Linked DNA regions of Homo sapiens: regions 1, 2, 3, 4, 5 and 6 are each linked to region 7. Evidence: chromatin loops called from intact Hi-C (ENCODE). Cell type or tissue: mammary epithelial cell. All regions are shown on one strand. Region 1 overlaps LOC105376207 (a long non-coding RNA gene). Region 2 has its middle 370 kb from the start of KLF4. Region 3 holds the start of LINC01509 (long intergenic non-protein coding RNA 1509). Region 4 holds the start of LOC107987112 (a long non-coding RNA gene). Region 5 overlaps LINC01509 (long intergenic non-protein coding RNA 1509). Region 6 overlaps LOC105376214 (a long non-coding RNA gene). Region 7 overlaps LOC105376214 (a long non-coding RNA gene).

Region 1 (4,000 bases), 560 kb after region 7:
ATAATCTTTTTTTTTTTGCTTTTGTTTTTGTTTTCGTTTTTGAGACGGAGTCTTGCTCTGTCACCCAGGCTGGAGTGCAGTGGCTTGATCTCAGCTCACTGCAACCTCTGCCTCCTGAGTTCAAGCGATTCTCCTGCCTCAGCCTCCCGAGTAGCTGGGATTAGAGGTGTCTGCCACCATGCCTGGCTAAATTTTTATTATTTTATTTTATTTTATTTTATTTTGAGACGGAGTCTCCCTCTGTTGCCAGGCTGGAGTGCAGTGGCACCATCTCAGCTCACTGCAACCTCTGTCTCCCGGGTTCAAACGATTCTCCTGCCTCAGCCTCCAGAGTAGCTGGGACTACAAGCACACACCGCCATGCCCAGTTAATTTTTGTATTTTTAGTAGAGACAGAGTTTCACCTGTTGGCCAGGATGGTCTCGATCTCTTGACCTCGTGATCCACCCACCTCAGCCTCCCAGAGTAATTTTGTATTTTTAGTAGAGTTGAGGTTTGGCCATGTTGGCCAGGCTGGTCTCAAACTCCTGACCTCAGGTGATTCACCCACCTCAGCCTCCCAAAGTGCTGGGATTACAGGCGTGAGCCACCGCACACGGCCTGGATTGTAATCTGTAGAGTTGTGTGAGGTAGGATTGAGGTTGAGAGTAAGGATGCGCAGGAAGATTGCAGAGCTGAGGCCGTGAGCAGCTCCTTATTCTCCATCCAAGGGGAGACTATAGACCTTCATACGTGAAGGGCTTCTTTGACAAAAGTAAATTTTCAAAATCCAAACCTCACCAAGCAACTCCCATTTAAAAAATCCTGTAGGCTTGGGCGCAGTGGCTCACGCCTGTAATCCCAGCACTTTGGGAGGCCGAGGCGGGAGGATCACCTGATGTCAGGAGTTCAAGACTAGCCTGCCAACATGGCAAAACCCCATCTCTACTAAAAATACAAAAATTAGCTGGGCGTAGTGGCAGGCACCTGTAATCCCAACTACTCAGGAGGCTGAGGCAGAAGAATTGCTTGAAATGGGAGGTGGAGGTTGCAGTGAGCTGAGATCACGCCATTGCTCTCCAGTCTGGGCAACAAGAGCAAAACGTCATCTCAAAAAAAAAAAAAAAAAAAAAAAAAAAAGAAAGGAAATCCTGTAGGGCTGCAGCTCACTCCAGTTACCCACAGGATTATGCCTGAGCAATGCAACCAGACCCCCCAGTCTCCCTTGCCAACTGCCTCAGCCTCCCTCCCTCTACTCCTCCACCAGAACACTGCCTTCAATCAGGACAAATGGCTCGCCCACCTTGACACCCTCCAGGCTGTGAAGTGACCTGGTATCTTTGCTGATGCTATTCTCATCACGGAATTCATAGCCTCCCTTCTCCAACTGGAGGATGTGTCATCAAGGCTCAAGACTGACGCTTGAACAGCCCCTCATCCCATGACACCAACCTAATGCACCATCCGACCGCCATCATTACAACCCAACAGAATCCACATCCATCACTCTTGATGCTTTTCACACACACAGGGTCTCTCCACTGTGGCATTTAACACTGTAATTGTTACTTCATTGGCCAATCTCCCTAGACTGTAAGTCCTTAGAGGCAGAGTGACTAGATCCAGTCAGATTCTAGATGTCTTTCACCAGCACAAGGTCCAGCACTGGCTCCGCTTAGTGAGCCTGCTAAATGGTTGGGCAAATGGTCCTTTTCTCATGGGTAAACAGAGATCAAGGATACTTCCCTCTCTGTATGATGCCCACTTTAAGGATCTCTCTGTCCTATTTCTTACAACTGTATATGAATCTACAATTATCTCAAAAATTTTAATAAATTTAATCTAACATTAAGTTAATTTAAATGTAATTAATGAAAGGAGTCCTGTACATTGGTGCCCGCTCTCCTGTGAAGCCCTGATATATTTCTGTTGCAGGAAAAAGAGATCCCCACACCCCACATCATGCCCTGACTGCTTATCCCCCAACTAAAACCTGAGACCCCTGAATCTGGACAAAGCATTCTCCTTGGAAGTGCTGACAGCTTGCATCGAGCTTGTATTTACCAGTTTTCATTTTACTTGCATTTTACCCAGTTTGATACTGATCCTGGGGGCCACTGTGTGTCCCGTGGTCAGGGCCAATCAGAAAGGCTGGTGGGTTCCTCCCTCCAGTTCTACCTGCTTCCACTTCTTCTCTTTCCCCGCAGCCTGTGAGTGAGATTTCAGCATGCCTTGTGGTTAATGTCTCAAAGGTTTCCTGAACACTGACTGTGAGTCATGCTATCTGACAACCACTAGGTGTTCAAAGAATAATAAGACACATTTCTCTCCCATGAGGGTCATACAGACTCATGTGGAAGAGGAAGGAGAGAGCAGGTGACTCCAGCAAATGGATATGGATCCATTCGTATTAGATTGGTGCAAAAGTAAGTGCAGTTTTTGCCATTCATTTGGCAAAAACCACAATTACTTTTGCACCAATTTATATATTTTACAAGATGCTATGAGAGGACAAGAGAAGGCAGGAGGACCTAAACCTGACTAAAGATGTCAGGGAAGCAAGTCTTAGAGCTGAGACTTGGAAGATATTCAAGGACTAGGCAAGGAGACAAAGTGAGGAAGGGCTTTTTAAGGAAAAGGATCAAAAGGGCAAAGACCTGGGTCAGCACGGCCATTTCTGGAACTCCCAGGATGCCGGTACAACTGGAGCATGAATTGTAAGAAATAACAGTTAAGAGAAAACATCGAGACAAAGGCAGGCAAGGGCCAGATCATGGACAACTGGGAGATGCCTTTATCAGGAGTTTGGATTTCAAACTTGAAAGTGAATGAGGAGAAGAAATTAATGGTGTAGCTCTTAGATTAAAAAAAAAAAAAACAAACATTATCTGGAGATGTTGGTAAATCAGTCTACATGATCCCATAAACAGCTGAATTTGACCTGAGTGCTGATTAACATAAGTCACATGATTTCTTATACTCTCCATACGTTGCTGGGAGGATATTGCTTAATAGAATTGCTCTTCTGGATTGCTGGGGCTTAAACATGTAGGAGACACAGGTGAATTGCTGTAGCTCCTTAGCTATAAACTCTCCAAATGGAGTAATGGGGTGACTCATGGTAAAAGCATTTCTGCCATGGAGCAGTCTCTTGATATTGCCCTCATCGCCAAGAAAAAGCTATGTCCTCATGGCACTCGGCCAGTATATCCGGGCATCTGTTCAGCAGATGCTCTTCCCTCACACGGGATGCAATTGGCTTCATTACTTCCTGGATCACTCTCTATTATGGGAACTGCGTGTAGGGGAAAGGACACACCTGTGTTCACATCCCAGGCCTACCACTTACCAACTGTTTGACCAATGGCAAGGAACTCCTGAGCCTCCGTTTCCCCATTTCTAACATGGGAATAAGCACCCTTACCTCAGAGTGTTGTTAAATGACATAATACATGGGAAGTGCCTAGCTAATTAGAGATTCTCAAACAGAGAGAGATGGGTGTTATTAGTGTTGGGGGCCAAGTGTTGTTTTCAGCTCAGATCTTCAAAGAGGTGGAGAGGGAAGTGCTGAGGATCTCAGAGTCAAGATCTCTCCTAACTGTGTGGCTATACATCATCTCAGGGCATGCAGTGCTGGGCCAAGGAGAAGCTGGCAAGTGCCTGATCTTCCTGGCATGAGCACCGCCTTCCTCTGACTGTTTGGCTCACCATTCATGGGGATGACTGCCCATGCCCAGGAGGACACTTTCATTGCTGCCAAGGACCTTGCCAAAGGACCTGAGTTTGAAAGACTGAAGGGCCATCCTGGGAAGACAATATTTGCACAAATCCGTTTAGAAGTCCAATATTTCAATCCAGCCATTTCAGTGAGGGACAGAAGGAACTATCTCCCAAATGCATGGCAAATAAACTCAACCCAGGAGGAAAAGCAGAGAAAGAAAATTAATGCATATCAAGTTACCTAAGAAAATTATTACATATCAATTACCATTTGCTTAGAATCTACTTTATGCCAAGTATT
Region 2 (4,000 bases), 420 kb after region 7:
AGTCACACATAAAGTAACCTATTCTTGTACGAATTATAGTTTCAGCCTATTCAAGGCAGCCAACTGTTTAAGCTGTGTTCAAATAAGGCAGACATCCAGCTGTAACCAATCCTTTTTCTTGTGTGCTTAGGTAGGAATGAATTATTGGCTAAGTTGATCAAAGGGATCTGAAAGCCAAAGCCAAGATTCAATGTAAAAATAATGAGACAGCCAGGTGGGAAGGAGTCCTCAGAGAAACTCCAGCCAGCCTGCACACTGGGAGGAGTGCACACTGAGTTGGAGCCACAGAAGTTCACACGGTTTACAGCCAGGAGGAGCCTGGCCCCTCCTCTTCCTGTATGGAACCTGGGATTCAAACTGCAAGGCAGGAAGTGCACCAGCAGGGACTCTGGCTTTGCTGAGGGCCCGTTTCCCATTCTTTCCCTTTTCACCCAGTAAAACCCTGCCTTACTCACCCTTCAAATTGTCTGCAGGCCTAATCTTTTGTGGCCATGAAACAAGAACCCCATCTTTAGCTGAGCTAAGGAAAAGTTCCACAACAATAGGACCCTTAATTTTTGAAGAACTGAGCTCTCCATCTTCCAGCTATAGAAGCAGAAAACACAAAGTTGGCAAAATCTTAATAAAGATAATTTAAAATTACAGTAGAACTTTCCAAATGAACAACACTGCACTTTAAGAAAGGCATTTAAAAGTGAGGGCTCCTGAAATTAGGCTTATCCAGGAATGCCTAGTGATGGGCAGAAGCTTCTAAAAAGATTCTAATATTTTTATTATCTTTTTAAAAAGGCTTTTTGAAAGGCAAATAGAAAGCTTAAGCAATTAATTGATAAGAAAAATTGAATCTGCTAACTTTTTGGCTTAGTTTCTATTCTGCCCTGAAGGTGAAAAGAAAGTTGGCTGTAGTATTTACAAAAGGCAGGCCCTCAGGTAAAGAGGGCTTAATTATTTTTCAGAGCTATCCATGCTGAGTTCAGGCATAGAGAATGCTTTCCCTGCCCTATTCTTTAATGGGTTTCACCCTGAACTCTGTAATTTTAGCTAAGAAACAGACACTAAGTTTAAAAGTCCACCTATTGAACTAAGTTGGTCTCCAAAATACATCTTTCTGGCACTTAGCTAGCTATTTTAAAACCATTTTATATTTTAAAAAATACATCTATAAAGGAAATCTTAGATTTTAAGATTGACTCCTCTGTGCACTGGGAAGAGAGGGAGGACTGAGTCACTAGAAACTGTGAAAGGTAGATTAGATTTACATAACATGTGTTACCTATAAGGTGATTTTCCTGGCCATTTTAACTGGGCCCTTACCTACACTCTCCTTTGTTGATTTGAGCAAATGATGGTATAATGATTAGGCCTGAAGTCTCTGTGCTTTTGAGATACACGTTTTCTCCTTTGTTTCACCTAAAAGGCATCCGTTTAGAAGTGTAAATGTAGGGTTACATAACTAACAATTACTTAGGACAATGAAATAGGTAATTGGGAAATGGATAGTCTGAATAGAGGAAAGAAAAATTATTTGTAAACTGGCCAATGCAAAACCTTCATGAAAGCTTTAAGATGTGCTTCTGTGTGTCTGTATATCTGTGTGTCTATATATGTTATGTTCATGTGATATTTCTATGTGCTCTAAAATGATACTTGGTAGATAAAGCTAGTTTTAAAATTGTTGGTATAATAAAATAGGAATATCTCCAGAATTGTCAGTATTAAATATAATTCAAACATTTTTGCCTGGATCTACTGATCAGACAGGTTTACGCTGTCTCTAATACATGTTTTAAGGCAACAAAACTGCTGCTTCTATAATATTTTTGATACTTGCTTGATTTATCTGTAAGCTAAAGCTATAAGGGCTGGCTGTTGGGCTCCCCTGAAGGTTTGCACACATCTTACTGGGAGCTTACATAAGTATTTGGTTTTGAGCCTCTGGATACTGGGGCCTGGTCAAGTGGCTATTGTGGGCTTGGGGACACATCCTGTGTTGTCAATGCCTGGGCCACCAGCTCCAATGCAGAGCCAGGCCCAATATGGCCCAGCTTTGCTTCTTGGTTATACTAGGAAGAGTCAGATCCTCCAGGCATTCTCTTTACAGCTCCATCCAGTGTTCTGACCTCTACACCTGCTGTGTAAATTCAGGATTCAGAAGGTCCCTGCCTTTCGTAGCTGTCCCGGGTGCCATGTGGTATTTGAGACTCAGTATGACTGTAGAAGACATTAGGTAGTGTACCTGTGTCATAGTTTGAAGATTCTTTTCAGTAATTTAAAAATCTTAAAGACACATTATGTTAAATTAAGTAACAGATAATCATAAAATGTTTGAGTCATTTCTAAGTTATTATAAAATACTAAAACACTAATTATTAAACATAAGCTTAAGTTTCTATACTTCATCTTATTTTACATCGTATAGAAAAGCTAAATATATTTAGATCTGTTAGTAAATAAAAAAAATTGAGGAAACATATCTCTTTTATTTTTTGAAATGAGAGTCTTGTGTTGCCCAAGCTGGTCTTGAGTTTCTGGCCTCAAGTGATCCTCCTGCCTTGGCTTCCCAAAGTGCTGGGATTACAGATGTGAACCACCATGCTCAGCTGGGAACATATCTTTCTAAAAATTTATGAAATGGTTTTTATCTATAAATACTGATATAAAACAGTTCAGATTACTTCCTAGGTTTTTCACTGGAAATTAGGGTTACTAAGGGTTGAAACTGTAGTTAATTTTAATTGTAATAGTTAATTGTAGTTAAAAGTACGAGATAAAAAAGAAACAATTCGGTATACGGAGCATATTAAGTGAGATACGGACAGAAAGAGGGACACAACAGAGGCAGGTAAGAGCTGCTGCCCTGCCGTAGCCATGACTGTGGTGAACTTGCCCACCAGAAGAATATGAAAAAGCAGAGTGACTTGGTTAAGGGGAAAGCACCAAGATGATGGGCTTTCTGTTGCCTCCTGCAAGCAGAGGGACTTGGAGACCATTCAGCAGAAGCAGAAAAAGGCAAATGAGAAGGAGAACCCAGGCCGGGCATGGTGGCTCACGCCTGTAATCCCAGCACTTTGGGAGGGCGAGGCAAGTGGATTACCTGAGGTCAGGAGTTCAAGACCAGCCTGGCCAACATGGCAAAACCTCATCTCTACTAAAAATACAAAAAAAAATTAGCCAGGTATGGTGGCACACGCCTGTAATCCCAGCTACTTCGGAGGCTGAGGCAGGGGAATCACTGGAACCCAGGAGGTGGAGGTTGCAGTGAGCTGACATCATGCCACTGCATTCCAGCCTGGGGAACAGGGCGAGATTCCATCTCAAAAATAAAAATAAAAAAGGAGAAGGAGGACCCAAGTAGATTTGTGGCTTTGTGTCCAGCCCTCTTGCCGTTTGCCAGTGTGCCTGAAGCCAGTCCAACCGTACTCACATTTCCTCCTGTAGTGCTCACAGGTACCAGCACCGATGGCATTCCCTTTGCCCTGAGCCTGCAGGGCATCTCTTTTGTGCTTCCTTCCCCTGAGGTAGCCTCTCTCCCCCCGGGCCACTCCTCAGGGTCAAGTGGTCTTCCCTTCCCAGTGTTTTTTATTCCTGTGGGGCTCACTCCAAAGTATGAAAAGTCACATTGTAATTCAAATAAATAAATAAAGTGAGATGGGTGTTTTTTGGTGAAGAACGTTATAAAAAAGACATGAGGATGAGTATGTTGTCAAACAAAAAGTAATTTTGTCTCTTTTTGAGGTTATGTAAAAGTTGTTTCAAAATGAAGGAAAATATGCTATAGATAAAACTAAATGAATATAAATGTTGGGGAAAGAAGATAAAAAGAATTATACAAGAGATTATAATCTTATAAGATTGTAAGATATTATGTAAGAGGTTAAAAGAGATTATTTTATAAAATACAAGGTATCCATTGTATGGAAATCTTATTTTTGTGTTCAAAAGCTGGCTGAGATTAGATGTATTTGTTTATGAGGGTTTTTTTTTGTTTTTTTTTAAGAGA
Region 3 (4,000 bases), 810 kb after region 7:
CACTTAGCGTCCTATTCACCCAGATGGCTGTTTTGAGCACTCACATCATGCTTTTTTAGAAAGATAAAAGTTTCCAGTCACCAGAGATTCAATTGAGCAAGGGTAAAAGACAATTGATGGTAGATGAAGAGATTGAAGTTTCTGAGATGAGTGAACAAACACTTATCTGGTCAATGTGAAAATGAATGAAACATTTGAAATGAACTGATATGAGTTGGTTGGGTTTTATCCCTATAATAAACTCTTTCCTTTGCCCTCCAAAAAGGATTAGGTCTTCTGCGAATGAGAGTTATAACCAACTCATCTCTGTCCTCAAGCCATATGGCCTTGACCTTTCTTAGTGACGGCCTAGTCACTTTAAACCATGGGTGGCTGTTGGAGATTTTTCTTGTTTGCAGCCAAGTCCTTCTGAAGGGTGACTTTGGCCCCATCAGCAGCTTCAGGAGCCATCTAAAAGCCAGGAGCAATGCATCCCTGCATTCCCTGAAGCCAAGGGGCTGCTCTGGCTGGCTTCCTTCCCTCTTCCCCGAACAGAACCAAGCTCCTATAGAAAATTCATAAATTCTTGGCAGGAAAGAAATCCTCCCATTGGAAGGAACAGATGTTGTACGAGTAACTTTTGCCATTATGCTATTCCTAATATCATAGTTTTAAAGTGTGGGGGGATGTTAACTTTTTTACAAATGTCAACATGTTCTGGGCAGTTTTTCCATCTCCATCTGTGGCATGCACATCACCAATCCTTCTGCTGCCCCTTTTTAAAATTTTCCAGGGAGTAGTTGGAAATTGGAAATATATTAAAAAGTGAAGGCGGAAAATTCAATTCAACAATATGCTAATGTATATCCTAATGGAGAAAGTAATATGCTGTTTCCCTCCCGTTGTAAATGTCAGAAATATTCTTTCTCGTCGCCTTAGAACTTGGAATGGTGTACAGACTTCTAACAAAGTAATTATGACCAATTAACAATCAGAGACTATTGCTGTTACCAGAATTCCCAGAGTGAGTAAAACCCCCCTTCTAAAGAAAGCCTCCATCCTGCTTCACATTCAAGGGGCTTCTAGGCCATTTGCACTTCGTTTACACCTCATTAAACTGCCCACATTATATGCCTGGGTCCCAGGTGACTGTGGGAAAAGATCAAGGTCAGTGGATGCCGCATCTACCCTCCGAGTAACCTTAAAAAGGGTGACTGCACCTCTACTGGTGCTAGCTGGGGTCCCCTCCCTGGGGACAGCGATGCCCGCTTGCGGCGGCTTCTGCGAGGGCCAGAGCGCCCGCTGGCTGTGGCCGGGCCCAGAACACGCCTGATCGCTTTTGGGTTCAAAGTCAGAATCGGGTGAGCGGTCTGGGTGGGATGGGGTGGAGTGGGGTGTGGAATCGCTGCGCAGAAGCAGAGGAAGGTGACAGCGGGGGCGGGGCGAGGAAGCAGCGGAGCCAGATTTAAGTGCGCCGCCGGATCGTCCCGCAGTTTCCGTTCTCAGGCCAGGTTTCCCCCCTTCCGCCAGGTCGTAGCCAAACCAGTCCCCAGATCCGTGTGGGGCCTAGTGTCGGAACCCGCACCCCAGAATAGCTCGTTCTTGAAGCTCCGTGCTCAAGTGGAGGTGCAAATGGGAGCGCTCGCGGGGTGGGGCGCGGCTCGGGGGGCACCCATATCCAGAGCCGATCCCATCCCGCGCCCTTACCCAGTCCCAGTGGGCCCCTGTGCGGCTTCCCCCGCATCCTCTCTGGGAGGCCAGTCCGCTCTCCCAGGCGCGGCTAGGGGCGCGAGGGACTCAGGAGAGCGTGGCCACCCCTCTGCGCCCGGAGCTAGAGGCGGGCGCAGCGCCCGCGCGGTCTGCAGTGCCCCCCACCGGACGGCCCGGCACAGGACGGCTCCGGACCTGGCTACCCGCTCCGCGCCGCCTTTGCTGGAGGGAGCCGGCGCCCCTCCTCTTCCTCCCTGTTGAAGCTACCAAAGTTGTGAAATTTACAATCAAGTCAAGGAGAATACGCTGGCGCTGTCACTGCCTGGCTTCCAGCTCCCGGGGACTGTGGACTTCTAGGCTTCCCTTTGGCTAACGTGAAAATAGACGGGACAAGGTCATGTAACCATTAAGTGGGAATGTGCAATAACGTGTCTGCTACATGACAAATACTCGCTAAAAGACGGACATCGTTATGATTACTCGCTGGCTAGGCTTTGGCTTCTCTGGAGTCTGCTCCTCTGTGGCAGATAGGGATGGTTTCTACCTTTCCTTTGAGGTAGAAAAGGAACCTGAGCACCCAGCTGGGGTCCAGTCTTGCAGTGCCACTAACTCCATCTATGGCTGTGGCCTCAGCTGTCTCCTTTTTGAACCTAAATATTCTCATTGCAAAATGGGAGTAATCATACTCCACCCACAGAGTTGCTACAAGATGAGAAATGAAGGACTCCTTATTCGGGGCAAACTCACTCCCACTGTCAGCTGGCGGGTCCCAGACCACCTGTATCTGTAGCACGTAGCAGGTGCAGTGCATAACATTTGACCCTACTCACAGGCGGCGCTCTTTTCTTTTTAATTTATTTTTGTAGAGAGAGGGTCTCCCTTTATTGCCCAGGTTGGTCTCAAATTCCTGGCCTCAACCAAGCCTCCCACTTCAGTTTCTGAAAGTGCTAGAATTACAGGAGTGAGCCACGACGCTCAGGGTCCTTTTTCCTGAAACACATAGTAGGTACTCAATGCAAGTCTCACCCACCCACAGCAGCTAGCCCATCTAGGGTGCCTTTTGCAGCCCTGTCTGTGACCAGGAAGCCTGGGCTGTGGGAGGTTTTAACTGTTGGGATTCTTCTTCCTTCTCTCCCCTTGACACCCCTTCCACAAATGCCTGGGATCCTTTCTGGAAATTGGTGATGTTAGAAATAATAACACACAGTCCTGAGACATAGTGCAATGGAATGCACAGTCAGAGGACCTGACTGTCAAGGGCAGCCCTGCTAGTTAGTTCCTGGCTATCTTTCTCCTGCAACCTCTCTGAACTCCAGTAACCTTATCTTTCTTTCTTTTCTTTTCTTTCTTTTCTTTTTTTTTTTTTTTTTTTTTTTGATACAGAGTCTCACTCTGTCACCCAGGCTGGAGGGCAGTGGCATGATCCTGGCTCACTGCAACCTCCGCCTCCTAGGTTCAAGTGACTCTCCTGCCTCAGCCTTCTGATAGCTGGGACTACAGGCACCCACCACCATGCCTGGCTAATTTTTGTATTTTTAGTTGAGACGAGGTTTCGCCGTGTTGGCCAGGCTGGTCTCAAACTCCTGACCTCAGGTGATCCGCCTGCTTCAGCCTGCCAAAGTGCTGGGATTACAGGCGTGAGCCACTGCGCCCAGCCCAGTAAACTTATCTTTCTTTTTCTTTTCTTTTTTTTTTTTTTTTTTTGGAGACAGAGTCTCACTCTGTCGCTCAGGCTGGAGTGCAGTGGTGTGATCTTGGCTCACTGCAACCTCCCACTCCCGGGTTCAAGCGACTCTTGTGCCTCAGCCTCCTGAGTACCTAGGATTACAGGCGCCCACCACTATGCTCAGCTAATGTTTTTGAATTTCTGGTAGAGACGGGGTTTCACCATGTTGGCCAGGCTGGTCTTGAACTCCTGACCTCAGGTGATCCGCCTGCCTTGGCCTCCCCAAAGTGCTGGGATTACAGGCGTGAGCCACTGCTCCCGGCCGTAATACAATATTTTATGCCAGCAATCCAAATTTTGGGACTGTGTGATAAGGCACCAGCAACTTTGAGGTCCCATACTGGTAACTTCTCAAGATCTCTAATATGATGAACTTTAAGTGAGAAAAAAAAAATACAGAAAACCAGTGTTCAATATTTACATGGCCTCACCAGTCACAGTGCACTTCTGTGTACATTATATCCATTTAATTGTCAGCCCATTTTCCAGATGAACCTCAAAGAGGTAGAGCGACTTTGGACACAGTGCTCATCTCTACAACACAGAGTCTTCTCTCAATTCAGCCTTATCTCTATGCTGTTAGAC
Region 4 (4,000 bases), 270 kb after region 7:
CACATAGCAGACCCTCAATAAATGTTAGCTCCTCTCACAACTCGTACCCCATGAGACATTGAGCAAATCATTTAATGAGTGTTAGAATTTCTCTGTTGCAAAATTAAGCCCATTTGCCTTGCTCTTTCTACCTCTCAAGGCTGATTTGAGAGGTTAAATTGATAGTGGAATGAATGTACTTTGTAAATGGAAAGCACTAAGGCAAAATCAAATTTATTGGGAGAGCTCTTTTAACCATGTGGGAATGACTCAGGAGAGGAGAGGAGAGAGTGCGTCCTTATTAAAGACTCACCCCTTCAATCACCCCTTAGATCTGAGGCACTTTAGAAAGTCCCACCTTTGCTTGGACTTCTAGACTAATCAATTATTATCAAAGAGCTGGAGAAAAGGTTCAGTTGCTGTTGAAGTCAAAACCATGTTCGCTACAGGGCCAGTCTCCAACCCTTTAAATGCCATAAAGCCTCAAAGAAATAAAAACTGGCAAAGCCTGACGCCAGCTACATGATTAACTGGACAAAGCCTATGCACTCTAAGCCATGAGATCAAAGAGAATATTCTTTCCAACACATAAACCCTCTTAGAGAACTGGAACATGATTCATCCTAACAAGCCACTTAGGGGTCAGGTAAGCAGACCATCCCCTGCCTGAGGAAGTCCTGGACAGGAAAGTGATGGAGTCACACTTAAGGACCTTCATATTCAGAGGCAAGATGTTCATGACCTGAGACGAGAGTCCAAACAGCTAACTTCCTGAGAAAATCCTCCATGTATTTACAAAGTCGTGAGATCCTTGAGGGTAAGGGTGCCTCTGACTCAGCGGACATCCCAGTTTCTAGTTCAAAGCCTCACATTGACTGGGTCCTTAGGAACCTAGTTTTTTATGCTTGTGTCACAAAAGTCTTCACTATGAACTCATAGCTTAGCCCTAACTCACCTACCGAGGCTCCTCTTCCCCTTTATCTTTCTTATGGAAGAAAAACGAATGTAGACAGATGTGCTTGCAAGCCACCTCCTGAAATAATCAAAGAGGCTCAAAGCCATTGGAATAGGAAGATGACTAGGATACGCGTCATCATTATTTCTCTCTTATTAATACGGAGGTGTTATGAATCAAATGTTTGTGTTCTCTCAAAATTCATTTGTGGAAGCTCTAATCCCCAGTTGATGGTATTTGGAGACACAGCCTTTGAAGGTGATTAGGATGAGACGAGGTCATGACGGTGGGGTCCTGGTCCAATGGAATTAAAGCTCTTTTAATAAGAGACACCAGAGAGTTTCCTCACTCTCTCCCAGGTGTAAGCGCCAAGGAAAGGCTATGTGAGCACACAGGGAGCAGGTGGCTGTCTGCAAGCCAGGAGAGCCCTCACCCAGAAACCAATAATGTTGACACCTTGATGGACTTTCAAGCTCCAGAACTGTGAGAAAATAAATTTTGACAGCATTTTTTACAGCAGCCCAAACTGACTAAGACAGGAGGTAAAGAGAATTCTTCCCTAGCATTTGACACCAACCTCTTCCTAGTTGTTCGAGCCAGAAACCTAGGAGTCATCTTCGATTCCTCTGAAGTCTTCTGTCTTCCTCACCTAAGCAATTGCAATGTCTTTAAAAAAATCTCTCTCCAACCTGATTTACTCTGTGTCCGGACTTCTCCAGATCCTCGCCATCCCCAGAACATTTGCACTAGATCAGAAGAGTTTCAAAAGTTCCCATCTCTGAGCTGTGTGGAGTACTTAGCACACATAACTGATGCAGACATGTGGAAAGGAAGAAGGAAATAATGAATACATTAATTCCTATCTTGTGCCAGGACTGCATGAGGTGTATAATCTCAATGAGTGTTGTAAATCTTCTCTGCTTGTTTCAGGTAAGGAGATGGAGATGCAGAGAAGGAAAATGACTTGCCTAGGATTGCATGCTGGTAAGAGGAGGAACTTATCGGAAGATCTGGGTGTTGGTTGCAAATTCCATACTTGCTGCATTACAATGTGCACAGTAATGACCATCTTGGGGCCGGGCCCAGGACAATAGCATGTAGTTGGTGCTCAACAAAGAGTTATTATAGGAAGGACTCAAAACACCACCTGCTGACCAGGCACAGTGGCTCACCTGTAATTCAGATACTTTGGGAGGCTGAGGTGGGAGGATTACTTGAGCTCAGATGTTCAATACCAGCCTGGGCAATGTAGTGAGACCTCATCTCTACTAAAAATCAAAACAATTAGCTGGGTGTGGTGGTGGGCAGCACCTTCGATCTACTGAAGCTGCAGTAAGCTTGCTCATACCACTACATTCCAGCCTGAGTGAGACAGCAAGACCCTGTCAAAAAAAAAAAAAAAACAAAAAAACAACAAAACAAAACAAAAAAAAACACACACAGAGAGAGAGAGAGAAAAGAAAAAAAGCCAAACAAACACTTACTGTGCCCCGCCATGTGCTGGGTAATGCACCATGCCTCTCACCTCAACTGAGTACAATAGTATTACCTGATTGTACAGAGAGTTGGAGGTTAAATTACTCTTCTTTTTGAAGACGTTTCATCATCTGGAAAAAAAGAAAATGAAAAACCTAATTTTTCCTAAGGATTAGTAGAAGGTCAGACAGCTAGTACAGCTCAACTCCAAGGCTGATGCTTTGGACTTGGGACTTTGTCAAGCATCCATCCTCCTGGAGGGCACTGTACCCAAGCTAACTAAACATTTCTCTTTTTCCGTGTGGCTGCATCTCTGCTGGAACTGAGATTGGTAGTTAAGGAGGGGACTTAAAGAGTATCAGTTTGAAACTGCTTATCTTCTGGCTGCTGCTGAGCTTCATGTGCTGCATTCCCCCTCAGCTACCTGGAATCCTGGAATTCCGTGTCCCGAGGGCACTTAGGAGAGAAGAGGTGCATGGTTGGATGTAATGCGACACCGTGGGCAGGCTGCTCTTCCAATTATCATGTAGCTCCAGATTAGGAGTTCAACAAGCCACCCTTGGCTCAATGCAATTTCCAAAGCCAGGCAAGACCCAGAGGGAGAAATTCTCTCTAGACAGCAACTGAACTGAGTACATTTGGAAGCAGTGGGTGAGATGGTTGCTATTGAGCTCAGACCATAGAATTTTAGGGATCAGGAACTTGCCTTTAGGGTAGTCAGCTAAGAGGAGCAGTATCCTCGGTATTTACCTTCTGACTGCTGGTGTTCACAATGACAGCCAGGGCTCCAGTGAGGCTGCAAGCACCAGAGGGATTTTCCCTAGGAAGCTAGAATAACCAAGGCTTGCAAACTTAAAACTAAAATAGCTCAGATGTGGAAGGTACAACTCAACCCGTTAAGTGAATGAATGATTCATAGCATGGAGGTGGGGTTGGCTCTGCCCTTTCATTTTCAACTATCTGCAAGTCCCTAAGGATACCTCTTTTCTGAATTAAAATCAGGAGAAAAATATCTAAATTATCTTATTCTCAGTTGTCCCGTAGTGCTTTTTCCAACCCTCACCAAAAGACAGACATCTTTTTATAAATGGCGACTGCCTTTGCTAACAGAAGGTGCTGCTTTCATTTCTAATAATGGCACTCGTGTTCACTGGGAAACAAGAATGTATTGAACATAGCACCAACTTTGGAATTACATGGTCTGAATTAAATTCCGTCTCCGTGCACCATGCTGTGCAATATTGGGCAAGTTCCTTTATCTCCCCAAGTCTCAGGTTCTTCACTGTAGAATGGAGACAATAACAACAGAAGCTAAAATGTATTGAGCACTTCGATGTTGCAAATCACTTTGAACATGGGAGGGGAGGTCTAGCCATGCAGCCTCACTACCAAACTATTCACCAGGCAGTAACAATGTGTCATAACAGATAGTTCTCAATGGCTTACATGGCATTTTTATAATAGAGACTTCCTTTGATTTTTTTCAATTGTTCAATGAGATAGACCCAGTAGGGCTGATGAAACCCATTTTGTAATGAAGAAATGATGCTTAGAGAGATTAAGTGGCTTTTCTGAGGTAATCTAACTTGC
Region 5 (4,000 bases), 850 kb after region 7:
TTCTCCAATGGGCCAGGCTTCATTCCTGCCTCAGGGCCTTTGCAGTTGTTTTTCTCTCTGCGCGCAATGCTTTTCTTTCAGCATGACTTTCTTTTTTCTTTCTTTCCTTTTTTGTGAGACATGGTCTCACTCTGTTGCCCAAGCTGGAAGTGCAGTGGTGCAATCATGGCTCACTGCAGCCTCGAATCCCCATGCTCAGGTGATCCTCCCACCTCAGCCTCCTGAGTAGCTGCGACTATGGGTACCTGCCACCACGCCCAGCTATTTTTTTGTATTTTTTTGTAGGGACAGGATATTGCCATGTTGCCCAGGCTGGTCTCAAACTCTTGAGCTCAAGTGAGCCACCTGCTTCGTTCTCCCAAAGTGTTAGGGTTGTAGGCATGAGCCACTGCACCCAACCAGCTTCCTTCTTTCGTATCATGCAGATCTCAACTCAAATTTCTCATACCTGGCTACTAACTAAACAGTCCCACTCCATCCCTGTTTTGTCATATTATCCAGTTTTATTGCCCTAATAGCACTTAACAGTCTCTTTATATTTCTTGTCTCTCCCCGTCCCCACCCAGCCCCACTTTCTTCGTCCTTAGAATGTAAAATCCTTGAGAGCCCAGGCCTTGAACATCCTGTTCACTGTGGGCTCCCCAGTGCTCATAGTAAATATTTGTTGAATGAATGTTGAAAGTCTCCTCCAAGGGGTTGACTCCTTCAAGTGCCTTTGTGACAAAGCCAAAATTCTAATCTGTATGCTTTACGTACCCGTTCTCATGGATCCTCTGTGGTGCCTTTTCGGCTTACCAGTCCTGGCAATGGAAAAGTAAACGTGGCGTACGCCTGACTGCAACAGTCTTTTGTTGGTTTGCTACTGAGCTTCAAGATTAAGGGTTTGGGCTTCGGATACAAGAGGACTCGTCTTGGTCCTGCCAGTCAGTTCTGTGAACCTGTATAGGCGACTGTCCCTCTCAAATCCTCGCATTTGGGCAGGAGATGCTCCCTAAGCATTGATCACCTGCCCAAATGTGAGGATTTGAGTTTAGGATTTAGGTCTCTGCTAAGAGCAATTCATCCTATTTTGCACTCCAAAGCCACTTAGCTGGCATGGCAATGTCTCCATTAATCAACTAGCTAGAGTGCTTGGGGCCAGAAGTGTCCTGGTTAATCTAACTTCCTGGCTACGGATCAATTAACTACGACATCCTTGTTAAAAATATGAAGAGTATATGAATTCATTTTCCAGCTCTAGAAGGCCACTTCACTGAACAAAATTCTCATTCTTAGAAAGTATTATAAGGTGGCATTGTTATTTCCCTCCCAAAATTAAAACTGAGCACACAGGGGCTGAGTCAGAGGGACCCTTTGGGGTTTTCCAGCTGTTAAGCACAGCTGTGTAACTTTAGGCAAGGCATGGCTTTAACCCTCCAGTGTATCCATTGTCTTATGTAGGACATGGGGGAGATATTACTCCACTTCCAGAGAAGTTGCTAGGATGAAAGGACATAACAAATACAAGGTGCTTAGCATAGTGCCCTGCGTGTAACAAGTGCTCAATATTTATTATTATTGTTTGCAATGTCTCTGACCACTGCGATATGACCACCCACCTAATTAAAGGAGGGCAAGTGCTGGGACAGAGCTGTCCTCTGGTTCTGGCCTGCCTCTAACACCCTCTGGGGTCCTGGGCAAGCTCCATCACTTTCTGGCCTCAGTTTTCTCTTGGGCAATATGGGGTAATCTGGTTGATCTCTGATTTTCATGCAGGTGCTGAAAGCCACTGGGCTCTGGGTGCCCTGAGATCTTTTCCTCTGTTGAGCTCGACCCTGAAGGGCCAGGTCCCTCCTCTCCTGGTGAGGCTGGCCCCTTCCAGGGACCTCCCTAGGTGCTGGCTTCCAGCCCAGCCAAACTTGTCAACCAGTATCCCGGTGCAGGAGCTGCACATACTAGCCCCTGTCTAGGAAAAGCTGTCCTGCGACGCCCTCTGGAGGAAGCAGGGCTTCCTTTCCTCTGCCATCACGTGCTCAGTCTGGGCCCCAAGGATTGACCCAGGCCAGGGCTGGAGAAGCAGAAAAAAAGCATCAAGCCTACAAATGCATGCTTACTTGCAGCAGAAATAGACTAATTGCATGGGCGTTTCCCTGGGATCCCTGTCTCCAGGCTTCTCTCATCCATGCCTTTCTAGGCAGCCCACATCAGCCCTTGCTTAAAACTCTCCAAGGTTTCTCATGCCAAGCTCCCTGCAGGACATCCCAGGCCCTCTGGGACAGCAGCTCACGGGCCTCTCCAGCCTCATTTGCCACTGTGACCCATTCTCCAGCACTGATTCATCAATTAGCCCATCACAGGCGTAGCTACAAGATTAGTTTTGAGACTCTCATTCTATATATTTATGTACATCCTCCAAAACTGATAAAACAAGAAAGCCGTCAAGTTGTAATTGATAAATATGTAATTAAATGTCTACAAAATGTAACATGTCAATTGTCTTTGCAACTGGCCTCAACCTTAGGTAGCCATATATAACTCATATTTCCTGTGTGATGTGGGTGAATTTTAATAAGCATGGTATAGTGTGGGGGTGGGGCCTTGGAAAATAACAGTGCCTGGGGCCTCTAAGGTCTAAAGTCGTCCCTGCCCTTCACAACCTCTGCTTTAGCCATCCTGAAACACTGGCTGTTCCTCCCACAGACTCTGCTTTCCCTAGATTCCGGGCCTTTGCACCTGCAGTTCGCCTGTTCTGAATGTCCTCTCTTTCCTCCTCACCCTTCACTCCCTCCCCCTTGCCTGGCTGAGTCCTGTGACAGACATTTCAGGAGCCACTTTGGAAGCTTTTTCTTTTCTTCTTCTTCTTCTTCTTTTATTTTTTTATTTTTTGAGACGGAGTTTCACTCTTGTTGTCCAGGCTAGAGTCTGGTGGCACAGTCTCAGCTCACTGCAACCTCCACCTCCTGGGTTCAAGCGATTCTCCTGCCTCAGCCTCCCGAGGAGCTGGGATTTCAGGCATGCACCACCACGCCCGACTAATTTTGTATTTTTAGTAGAGATGGGGTTTCTCCATGTTGGTCAGGCTGGTCTCAAACTCCTGACCTCAGGTGATCCGCCTGCCTCGGTCTCCCAAAGTGCTGGGATTACAGGCATAAGCCACCACACCTGGCCTTTGGAAGCTTTTTCTAATGTCCAGTGGGACTCCTGCTGTAAGCTCCCTTTCACGCAAGTCTGCAATGAGAATGCAGCAGGAAAGCCTAGTACCAGCATATTTTATCTCCTTGCTTGTTTTTGCACTGGCCCTGACCACCCTGAGGATCAAGGCTGGGTCTGATTCAGCCCTGTATCCTCAGCACTAGGCTCAGTGCCTGGGCCATAGTATCCTCACATTTAATGGGTGGTGGATGGCCAAGGAAATGAGTGATGGATGGATGGGTGGATGGCTGGAAAGCCTCAGCATTAGGGTGTTGGAAAAGAAATTCACCAGAGCACTTTAGTGGTGTGGCTGGTCAGGGCACTGATGTGGCAAGGTTGGAAAAGATGACCTACTGCTCTTTCATTGAGCCCCCTCCTGCTTGCATGCTGCATGTCTACACTGGAACAAAGGCACCAAAGAATCAGCCTCTGGGTAGAATGACATCCCAAGGTTGCAACTGGCAAACCCTAGAATGTGGCTAACTCTAGATATAGGACAATAATCGCAAGTGAAAACACAACAACAAATAAATGGCAAGAGGAAGAAAATAAGCGAGAGAAGAAGCCTTTAGACTAAAAAAGACTAAAGAGACATATTAACCAAACCCCATACGTGGATTTTGCTTGCATCTTGATTGCAACAAACCAACCATTTTTAAAAATTATAATAAAATCAGAGAAATCTAAACAGTGGATGGGATTATACTAATAAATTATTTAATTTTGTAGATGCACGTATGGCATTGTATGTTTTTAATTTTTATCTTTCAGAGCTACCTACTGAAATATTTACAAGTGAAATGATGTGAGATGTGGGATTTGATTCAAA
Region 6 (4,000 bases), 220 kb after region 7:
GAAATTTTACTGGTCTGGGCGAAGCCCAGGACTTGGGAATTTTCATGGAGGCACCCCCAAACCTTATAGGAGAAGAAATCCAATACACAGTCAACTGAACAGGCGCATGTAGATAAATGCCTACTCAGTTTCTGCAACTCAGGCTAGATCCCTTCATTTGTGAGGACTTCCTTATTGCCCAGAGGAGATCGGCTTGCTTCCTTCTCTTTGATCTCACAGCACTTGGTGTGCATCTTATTTATTGCTTTTCATATGCTACATTGCAATGATGCCTTCTCTCATCTCTCCCAGTTACTTGAGGGCAGAGACAAAACACTTCCTTCTTTTCTGTATCTATACACAGTTTAGCATAGAGCCAGGCCCAGGCAAAGACTGATATACGAATACCCCTGGGAGAGCCAAATTCCATCCACTGTCTGTTTTTGTCAATAAAGTTTTGTAGGAACACAGCCATACTCACTGGTTGATATACTGTCTATAGCCGCTTTCAGGCTACAATGGCAAAGTTGGGTAGTTGCTACACAGCCTGTATTGCCTCAAACCGAAATGATTCACTCTCTGGCACTTTACAGAAAAGGCTGGCCAATCCCTGCACAAGCACACACAGCCAGTTTGAAAGAGTCAACCAAAATGTTGCCTCAGGAATGTTAACAAGAACTAGGGAGGCCAGAGTATCATTGAAACAAGAGTCTATTCTGTCTTCTCTCGTAAAGACTTTATCTTTTGCTTTAAAGCCTGCAACTCACCTCACTATTTTTTTTTCTGCATTTGGTTTTTGTCATTGTTTTTCTCCCATTTGGGGGTGTTTCTTTAATATATATTTTTTATTTTCAGTAATGGAATGTGATTCATCCATTAAATATTATCTTTCTGAAGCATGTTATATATCATAGTAAGTAATACTAATAACATCAAGTGCAAATTCACATACAGTCTAATCCCAGCCAAAGTTTTTAAAAGGCAGTGTTCAGGGAGAAGGAAGAAACATACAACAATAACATGAATAATTGCTTCTAGCTATCTAGGCTTGGGCGAGTTTTATTCATTTTTTTATACTTTCTTATATTTACAATAATAATGAATCTAATCTGCCAAGCATCTCTGATAAAAGCAGTTCTGATTTCAGTGCTCCTGTTATTACACAGACACTGTCTCTACTAGGGCATCTCACATTGCTAAATGTTAGACTCACTCATAAATCCTACCTATGATTCATCTCTATCACATCTGTGAAACTGCTTTGGATAAAAGTCATTGTGTAAATGGAAAACATTATCTTTTTTTTTTTTTTTTTGCAATCTTGTAACAAAATTTAAAAATCAGGTTATCCTCTAAGTCTAATTTGCGATTTTAATTCTACTTATTAGGTTGATTCATAAAGATGGATTTCACTGTTTCAGCTGCTTTCTTTAATTAGCTCCTTTCTAATGCAGACATCTAAATTCTGCCAGAGGGTAAAAGAGAAAGTAGCATATACGGTTTCGGTGTGGTGGAAAGACATAGTGGCACAATGCCTTCGAAGGTGGGCTCCACCTTTGCTGCCTCCTAGATGTGACCTTGGGTCAGTCATTTCAGCTTTCAGAGACTCCGTTTCCTCATCTGCAAAATGGGATTACTAATAACCTACTGGGTTACTGGAAGAATTAAAGAAAGCAGTTTTACATAAGTGCTGGATTAAGAGGTTTTTTTATCAAAAAAGAATGCCTTTAAAACTAGTGAAAGTGTTTGCTATAGAAGGAAATGCAATGTGCTTCCAGTGGAAGAACCCAGAAGGAAATGATACTTCCTGTCTCTCTGAGTCAGAAGCAGGAAGAATCTTCCTTCACATGATCTTCTATTATATACTGTAATTTATTTGAAAGAACACGGAAAGATGAGTCAGGGAACCCAGGTCCAGCTTTACCTCTAATTTGCTGTGCAATCTTAAGTAAATCATATTCCCTCTCTGGGCCTGTTTGCTCATTTGTAACATGAGGGCTGTAATTTCTAATATGAAAATTCCATGGATTCAAAAGATTGCAGAAGTGTGTCATATTGACTAAATAAACCAATGAAGTTTTTTTTTTTAAAGTCACTTTGAAAAGGAAAACATTCAACACAGGTATAGTGTTTTACAGCTTACCACATACTTTCATGATCCTCAGAATAGCCCTGGGAGCTCAGAAAGACAAGTATTATGATCTCACGCAACAGAGAAGGAAAACAGGGCCATGATCAGATAGCTAGCAAGTGATTGAACCTGCATATGTACCCAGGGCTGCCTGAAACCAAACTTTGCAAACTTTCTAGTCTACCAGGAAGAATACATTTCAATGTTCTGGTTGTTTACCTTGAACACCTTAAGTTTCCAGTGAATCTCTAATTAAATTACCCATATATTTTCTGTTTGATTATAGGTCTTCCTTGCTCTGCTGTAAGATTTACCAGCATGGGAAATTCATTTGCACAGGGCCATCTTTACAGTGTTCACGGTCTAGATTTTCATTGAAGGAGAGTCCCCAGTTGGGAAACACTCCTACAGAGGGAAGCCAGTAACATCAGGAGAAGGCAAGCTCGGAGTTTTCTAAGAAGCTCCGTTGCGGCCAAGCCTTTTCATTTCATGACCTCAGCCGAAAGCTGGAGGAAAACAACCCCAAACACAGCTCAAACTGGGTCTGCACACAGGAAGGCAATTGCTCTAGTAGGAGGTAAAACCGGACTGGTACTTTAGGTGCAGGGTAACTGGGACAAATCACATACATCCTTGGAGTGTACGTGTCTTTGTGGGCAAATGTGTAGGGTAAAATGCCTAACAAATTTACTGTTTTCAACTTAATAGGCTCAGGTGTCCTCTCCTCTAGGAAATCTTCCCTGGTTCCCCCACACAGGATCACAAATCATCCCCTTTGCTCCCAAGTCAAAGCGTTTGTCTTTTGTAGTATCTACTTATCACATGTAAGATTATTATTCTATGTTTACTTATCTATCTTTCCCAGTTGACTGTGAGCTTCTTGAAGATAACAATGACATGATTTTTTTCTGTATATATGTAAATATTTCTTATTTTTCTGTCTAAGCTATTCAAGTCTCCTAGAGTATTGAGACATTGTGTTTGCAATATTTTACTCTGGCAATATCTTCACAATGGCTCTAAGACTTTTCAGGCCCTCCCTTCAACCCTGTGTTTCTCTGAGCCTCCATCCTCTTGCCTCAGTACTCATTTCACCTTAGCCACGCTGGATTTCTTGTTGCTGTTTTGACACACAGCACATTCCTGACTTGCCCCTTTGAGGCATACTGTCCCTCACTCTTCCTGGATGCCCCCTAGAAACCTCTAGGCTGACCTCATCACCTCCTCCATGCCTTGCTTGGATCTCCCAATCTTGATGAAGCCCAACATCTCCACCCATTTTGTTGTGTTTCCTGCCTCCCCAGGTAGCCCTTGGCACTCCTAACACTCCTTCCCATGCTTAGCTTTCTTCTTTTCCATAGCACAGTCCATGTTAACCTATGATGTATCATTGTGGCTTTTATTTTGTGTCTGTATCTCCTTCTAGAATGTGACCTTCATGAGAAAAGGGAATCTTTGTCTTGCCTGCTGGAACAAAATACATCCCTAGAAAAGTGTCAGGCACATAGTAAATGCTCACACAGAGTTTTGCACTGATTTAAATCTACTGATTTTTTTTTTCTACTTGAGCTATTTAAGTCCCCCATGAGAATCAGGCTGAGCTCTTCCAATATTTTGGACCTAAACATTCCAGCTGATCACTCTCTCTCTCCTGGTCTTTGTGCAGACATGACCTTAATGATGTCGAGCCCCATGGCAAAGCTTTGCCCACAGGAAGCGAAGAGCCCCTTAATAAAGCAGATTTCCTTTTGCTATTCAACAGCAAGGGCTTTGGGCTGTTTAAAAAAAAAAATTGTGTTTCTCCTTATCAAATAGTTCCAAAACTGAATTTTCGAAATGGGTGAAGACCTCCTAGACACCCTGAAGATGGGATGAACTCCCCTTATTTGT
Region 7 (4,000 bases):
AACAAATTCACAGACGCAGAATCCAAGAATAATGAGAACCGACTGTATATTCAATCATTGGGCAAATATTAATTGTGTGCCTACTATGTGCCGGACACTGTTCTAGTCACTGGGGATTCAGCAGTGAACAAAACAAAGCCTCTGTGCTCCTGGACCTAACATTCTGGGGAAAGGGTAAATGCAGGTAGTAAAGTACATCATGGTCAAGATGGTGATAATCTATGGAGACAGATCACACTGGGAGTGGAGTAGGGAGGGATTAGTGGAGTGTTCTGTGAACACTCAAGGAAATCAGTTCATATGGACATGTGTGGAAGGAGCAATTTGGGAAGTAGGGACACGCAGTGTAGATGCTGAGCAAGAAGCCAGGATGGCTGCAGTTGGGGGTGGCAGAGAGGAGATGAGATAAAGACTGGGTTGGCAAATGATGTAGGATTCTCTGACTTCAGAACCTGGGCTCTTGAAAGGAACATGGGATGAAGATGCAGTATGAGCACTGGGGTGCATTCTAAGTTGTCATAAGGTTGGCAAACGAAAAAGACTGTGAGCTTTTGCTCTTGAGAAAGGTTCCAGTAAGATCCAAAGAAAGAATCTTCGCAAAGGGGTGGAGGCTTCGCCAAGGCCCCCAGACCTCTACTTCATCTGAAGCTTCAGGGTGGGTCACCTGAGGATGCCTCTTTTAGGGAAGTGACTTCAAATCAGCTTGGGATTGGAGGAGACTCTCTGGGAGATAATCTGGCCCAGAGCTGCAATACTGAGGACAATTTCATCAGCATTGACAGTGCATCTGAGGAGAGGCTGGTCACAGCAAACAAACCATCACCCAGGACAACAGGAGTGAAGGCAGAGAGCAAGTCTGCACAGTAAGATTAGCTTGTACAAAAACACTGCTCAACCAACTCAGCTCTGCTCACTGCACTCATCAGAATATGAATGCCACAGCCCATGTTGGAGTCAGTTGCAAAACTCATCTGCAGTTAGACATCCTAAGACTCAACCCATACCACTGACTGATATGGAAACTGAGGCCCAGCAAGGGAAACTAATGAACATCCCATCAAACACCAAGGGAGGGGCTGAACCAGGATGGAAACTTAGCTCTGGCCAAACCATCATTCTAGACAGTTATTCCTAGAGTTAAAAAAAAGAAGAAATTTCACAGAATTCCCAGGTTTGCAGAAAAGCCACTGATTGAGCTGCTGTGTTTGTGTCCATGCAAGCAACTGCAGCCACCTCTACAATTCAGTTTAGTGACTTTATTTATTTATTTATTTAGGCAACCTGGCCATTCAACATCTGCCTCTTGGAGGGCCCTGTGGAAAACTGTGTGGCCATAATGTGAGCCACTCCCAAGAGAAAGGTTCTTAGTCAGCAAAGGTGGTCACGCTAGTTGGAAGAGTCAAAAGGAATTAAACTCCTGTCCCATGATCTTTAGATCTAACAGAGGCACTGGTTCCCTCTTTCAAAGCTTTTTGTAGGAAGGCCTGTCATTTGTGAGGCTCTCTGGCTTCAGGCTTCTGCCTATCTTCTGCGAGGCACTGAATCCCAAAAGAAGTGGAAAGTGGTTGGTCGGGGACAGTGGTGTGCTGGTAGACCCGCTCTCTGGGGGATGGTAAAGGAAAGCCTTGGTTTCCTGCATTTGCCCGATATCTGTGGTGCAAATACTTTCCCCATGGTGGCTTTCAAGCTACCAAGGATTCACAACCGGCTCACAGAATTCCTGAAAATTTAACAATCCACTCTCATGCGCCTGCTGCAGCCATTTCCAGCCCACCTCTGTAGCTCTCTAAACAGCAGGGCCTCATGGATGAGACTAGAGAGGGGAGATGTAGCTGGCTCTGTTTAATTCTGTGAGGTCAAACCACACCTGGGAGGGTGTGTCTGGTTTCAAAGCCTACATTGTAAGAGGAACATAGGCACACTGAAAATTGTTTGATTTGGGCAAGAAGCAATTTCGTCTGAAAAGCCCACCGGGAGACCTATTGCTGGAATGAGAATCCAGGGGAAGAAAAACACAGGGTATCCTGGCCATTGTTTCCAAATCTCTGTGGGGCTGTAAGGTACTTTTCCTGAGGCGTGGAATCTGAACAAATGGGTTGGGGAGGCGTCTAGAACCGGGATGCTGATTTCAGCTCAACCTAGGACTTTTCCGATAAAGCCACCCAGAGAAAGGCAGAGCTGCCTGGCACCATGAGGAATGCCATCACTAAAAGAATAGCATAAAGAACATAGGGCACCCACTAGGTGGGGCTGTGACCGTGGGGACTCCAGGGGCCCCTTCTAGTTCCTGGGGTCTGATCCTGCAATGGACTCTTCTTCCTTTTCCTAGGTAGCCAGTTTTATCTTCTCACTTTCCACTCCCCTTTTCTCTTTCTCCTCTTTCCTGGGCTCTTTTTCTTAGCTGCCTTTAGCCTCTTTACTGGGTTGATCTTCCTTCTGGGACATTGACCTCTAGAGCTTCCTGCACAGAGCGGACTCAGCCCCTTCTCTTTCTCAGGACCCACTTACACCCCCGGGGGAGAGAGCAGGGGCCCTCCTTGTCTTATTTTTCCTTGCTTTCTCTTCTCTCTTCCAACATTCTCAGCTCCACATTTGTGATTGAAGAAGGGCAAATAAACAAATTGAAACTGAAACTGAGCATTGGCCATAAAGTGAGGACATCTGGGAGGCTTGTAAGGAAATTTACATGCTTGCCTGGTTTCAGGTTGCATATTTTGTGTTGCCTGGTAACAAGCCCAGCGTTCCCTTTCATGCTTTATTCTCCTCCTATCCCCTGTTTATAGTGTAATTACCACTGTGACATCATAATCCCTCATTGAACAGCTGTCAGGGGGGCCCAACTGCTGAGTAAACAGGGCTTTATAATCTCTCCTCCCATGGGCTGGTTTACTAAATAGATCAATATTTGGTTTGTAGGCACAGAGATTAGGAGGTGGAAATGTCTTTTGAAAAAGCCCAATCTCTTCCCAGGGCCCTGAGTGCACCTGAGAATGCTGAAAAGAAAAGCCAAGTTCACGGACAAAAAAAGAATCACCCAAGCTGCTTTCACCTGCCTGCGATTTCCCAGGAAGCCAGTTTGTCTTTAAGAAGTGAGACCCATTTGAGAATGAGTAATGTCTTAGGCTCTTTAGTCTAATGCTTAGAGAATTCCACTTTCTTCTTTCGCTCGGCCTCCCCCTGAGCTCCCCTTTCTCTGTCCCCAACTCCATTTTATTTAATCTTTCTAAATGGATATTGTAGCCTCAGGGACTAAAAGAATGACACATGGATAAACAGGAACTAAGCTCCTAAGCTTTTCCCCTACCTGCCATCTTCCTCACCACGCATGAGGATTAGAAGCATCACAAAGAAAGCAGTCTCGGAAGTTTGTCAAATAGAGATTTCTGGGTGATGGTTTGGGAAAGGATGATTTAGATCGTGCCTCTCCTGGGTCGGGAAAGTGACTGAAACACATAACAGCAGAGAACTTGAAGTGCTGGTTTGAGCTTCAGGAGATGTGAGTTCTAGCCCCAGTGCTGCCTGTGATTTTCTCTGTGACCTGGGACAAGTCCCTTGTGGATACGACAGGATATGCGGGCTACAGGGATCTCTGAGGCTTCTCCCAGGTAGGCAAAGTGGAGTGTCAGACTAAGCTGGGCTCAAAAGTTTGTCCTGACACTAGTTAACAGCAAAGTCTTCAAATCACAGGCAACTCTTAAGAGTTGCACTTGCTTCGCTGTAAAAAACGGGAGAATTAATGAATCACTGTGAAGACTAAATGAGATAATGGATGGGGCACACCTCACTGGGTGTGTGATACTTGGTAGGTGTCTTTTTAAAGCATAATTCCTATAAAAACCAAAACTATGGTTTAAAAAAAGGCTTGGAGGTAAAAATTAGAAGGAAAGGAAAGTAAAAGAATAATAACAATCAACACCAGTGTAAGCCATTCACAAGACACAAAGTCCCTTTCACGTATATGATCTTAGGTAATCTGGGCAACAACCTTGAAGAAGAGAAA

Evidence for each region. A loop is a pair of places that touch in the nucleus more often than their neighbours do. Peaks named below come from ENCODE experiments on the same cell type or tissue, not always from the same donor. Only the 100,000 strongest peaks of a DNase experiment are listed, where the experiment ranks them.
Region 1: a loop joins it to region 7, with 15 times the contacts of the local background. A loop is called at or near these places in 2 of 110 quality-filtered maps.
Region 2: a loop joins it to region 7, with 3 times the contacts of the local background. A loop is called at or near these places in 3 of 110 quality-filtered maps.
Region 3: it touches region 7 in a loop (8-fold over the local background); 29 of 110 quality-filtered maps call a loop at or near these places.
Region 4: a loop joins it to region 7, with 12 times the contacts of the local background. A loop is called at or near these places in 4 of 110 quality-filtered maps.
Region 5: a loop joins it to region 7, with 20 times the contacts of the local background. A loop is called at or near these places in 6 of 110 quality-filtered maps.
Region 6: it touches region 7 in a loop (6-fold over the local background); 10 of 110 quality-filtered maps call a loop at or near these places.

What each region holds. Positions count from the first base shown.
Region 1 is chr9:107,710,848-107,714,847 of GRCh38, reverse strand. The region is part of intron 2 of LOC105376207 (a long non-coding RNA gene); the gene reads left to right. Among named protein-coding and RNA genes, the nearest start is that of KLF4, 220 kb to the right of the region's middle. In mammary epithelial cell, a CTCF peak has its summit at 2,264; DNase peaks (open chromatin) are centred at 2,257 and 3,087; H3K27ac peaks cover 1,804 bases.
Region 2 is chr9:107,853,138-107,857,137 of GRCh38, reverse strand. It overlaps the pseudogene LOC101926973. Among named protein-coding and RNA genes, the nearest start is that of KLF4, 370 kb to the right of the region's middle. In mammary epithelial cell, no CTCF peak of the experiment used is centred here; no DNase peak of the experiment used is centred here.
Region 3 is chr9:107,463,614-107,467,613 of GRCh38, reverse strand. It overlaps LINC01509 (long intergenic non-protein coding RNA 1509), which reads left to right and starts at 1,029. Exons shown (of 8, transcript NR_121581.1): 1 at 1,029-1,146. RefSeq lists an enhancer at 761-1,260 and a silencer at 1,763-1,942. In mammary epithelial cell, a CTCF peak has its summit at 1,864 (motif pointing left); no DNase peak of the experiment used is centred here; H3K4me3 peaks cover 998 bases.
Region 4 is chr9:107,998,085-108,002,084 of GRCh38, reverse strand. LOC107987112 (a long non-coding RNA gene) reads right to left here and starts at 2,154. Exons shown (of 10, transcript XR_007061721.1): 1 at 1,512-2,154; 2 at 1-1,415. RefSeq lists an enhancer at 473-1,672. In mammary epithelial cell, a CTCF peak has its summit at 2,088; a DNase peak (open chromatin) is centred at 1,974.
Region 5 is chr9:107,420,363-107,424,362 of GRCh38, reverse strand. It overlaps LINC01509 (long intergenic non-protein coding RNA 1509), which reads left to right. Exons shown (of 8, transcript NR_121581.1): 8 at 3,943-4,000. Among named protein-coding and RNA genes, the nearest start is that of LINC01509, 44 kb to the left of the region's middle. In mammary epithelial cell, a CTCF peak has its summit at 1,975 (motif pointing left); a DNase peak (open chromatin) is centred at 1,962.
Region 6 is chr9:108,054,131-108,058,130 of GRCh38, reverse strand. All of the region lies in intron 4 of LOC105376214 (a long non-coding RNA gene), which reads left to right. Among named protein-coding and RNA genes, the nearest start is that of KLF4, 570 kb to the right of the region's middle. In mammary epithelial cell, a CTCF peak has its summit at 1,522; DNase peaks (open chromatin) are centred at 560, 1,200 and 1,830; H3K27ac peaks cover 3,313 bases.
Region 7 is chr9:108,270,969-108,274,968 of GRCh38, reverse strand. The region is part of intron 4 of LOC105376214 (a long non-coding RNA gene); the gene reads left to right. LOC105376212 (a long non-coding RNA gene) reads left to right here. Exons shown (of 3, transcript XR_930235.3): 1 at 1-3,605. Among named protein-coding and RNA genes, the nearest start is that of ACTL7B, 580 kb to the left of the region's middle. In mammary epithelial cell, a CTCF peak has its summit at 2,249 (motif pointing right); DNase peaks (open chromatin) are centred at 2,258 and 2,728; H3K27ac peaks cover 552 bases.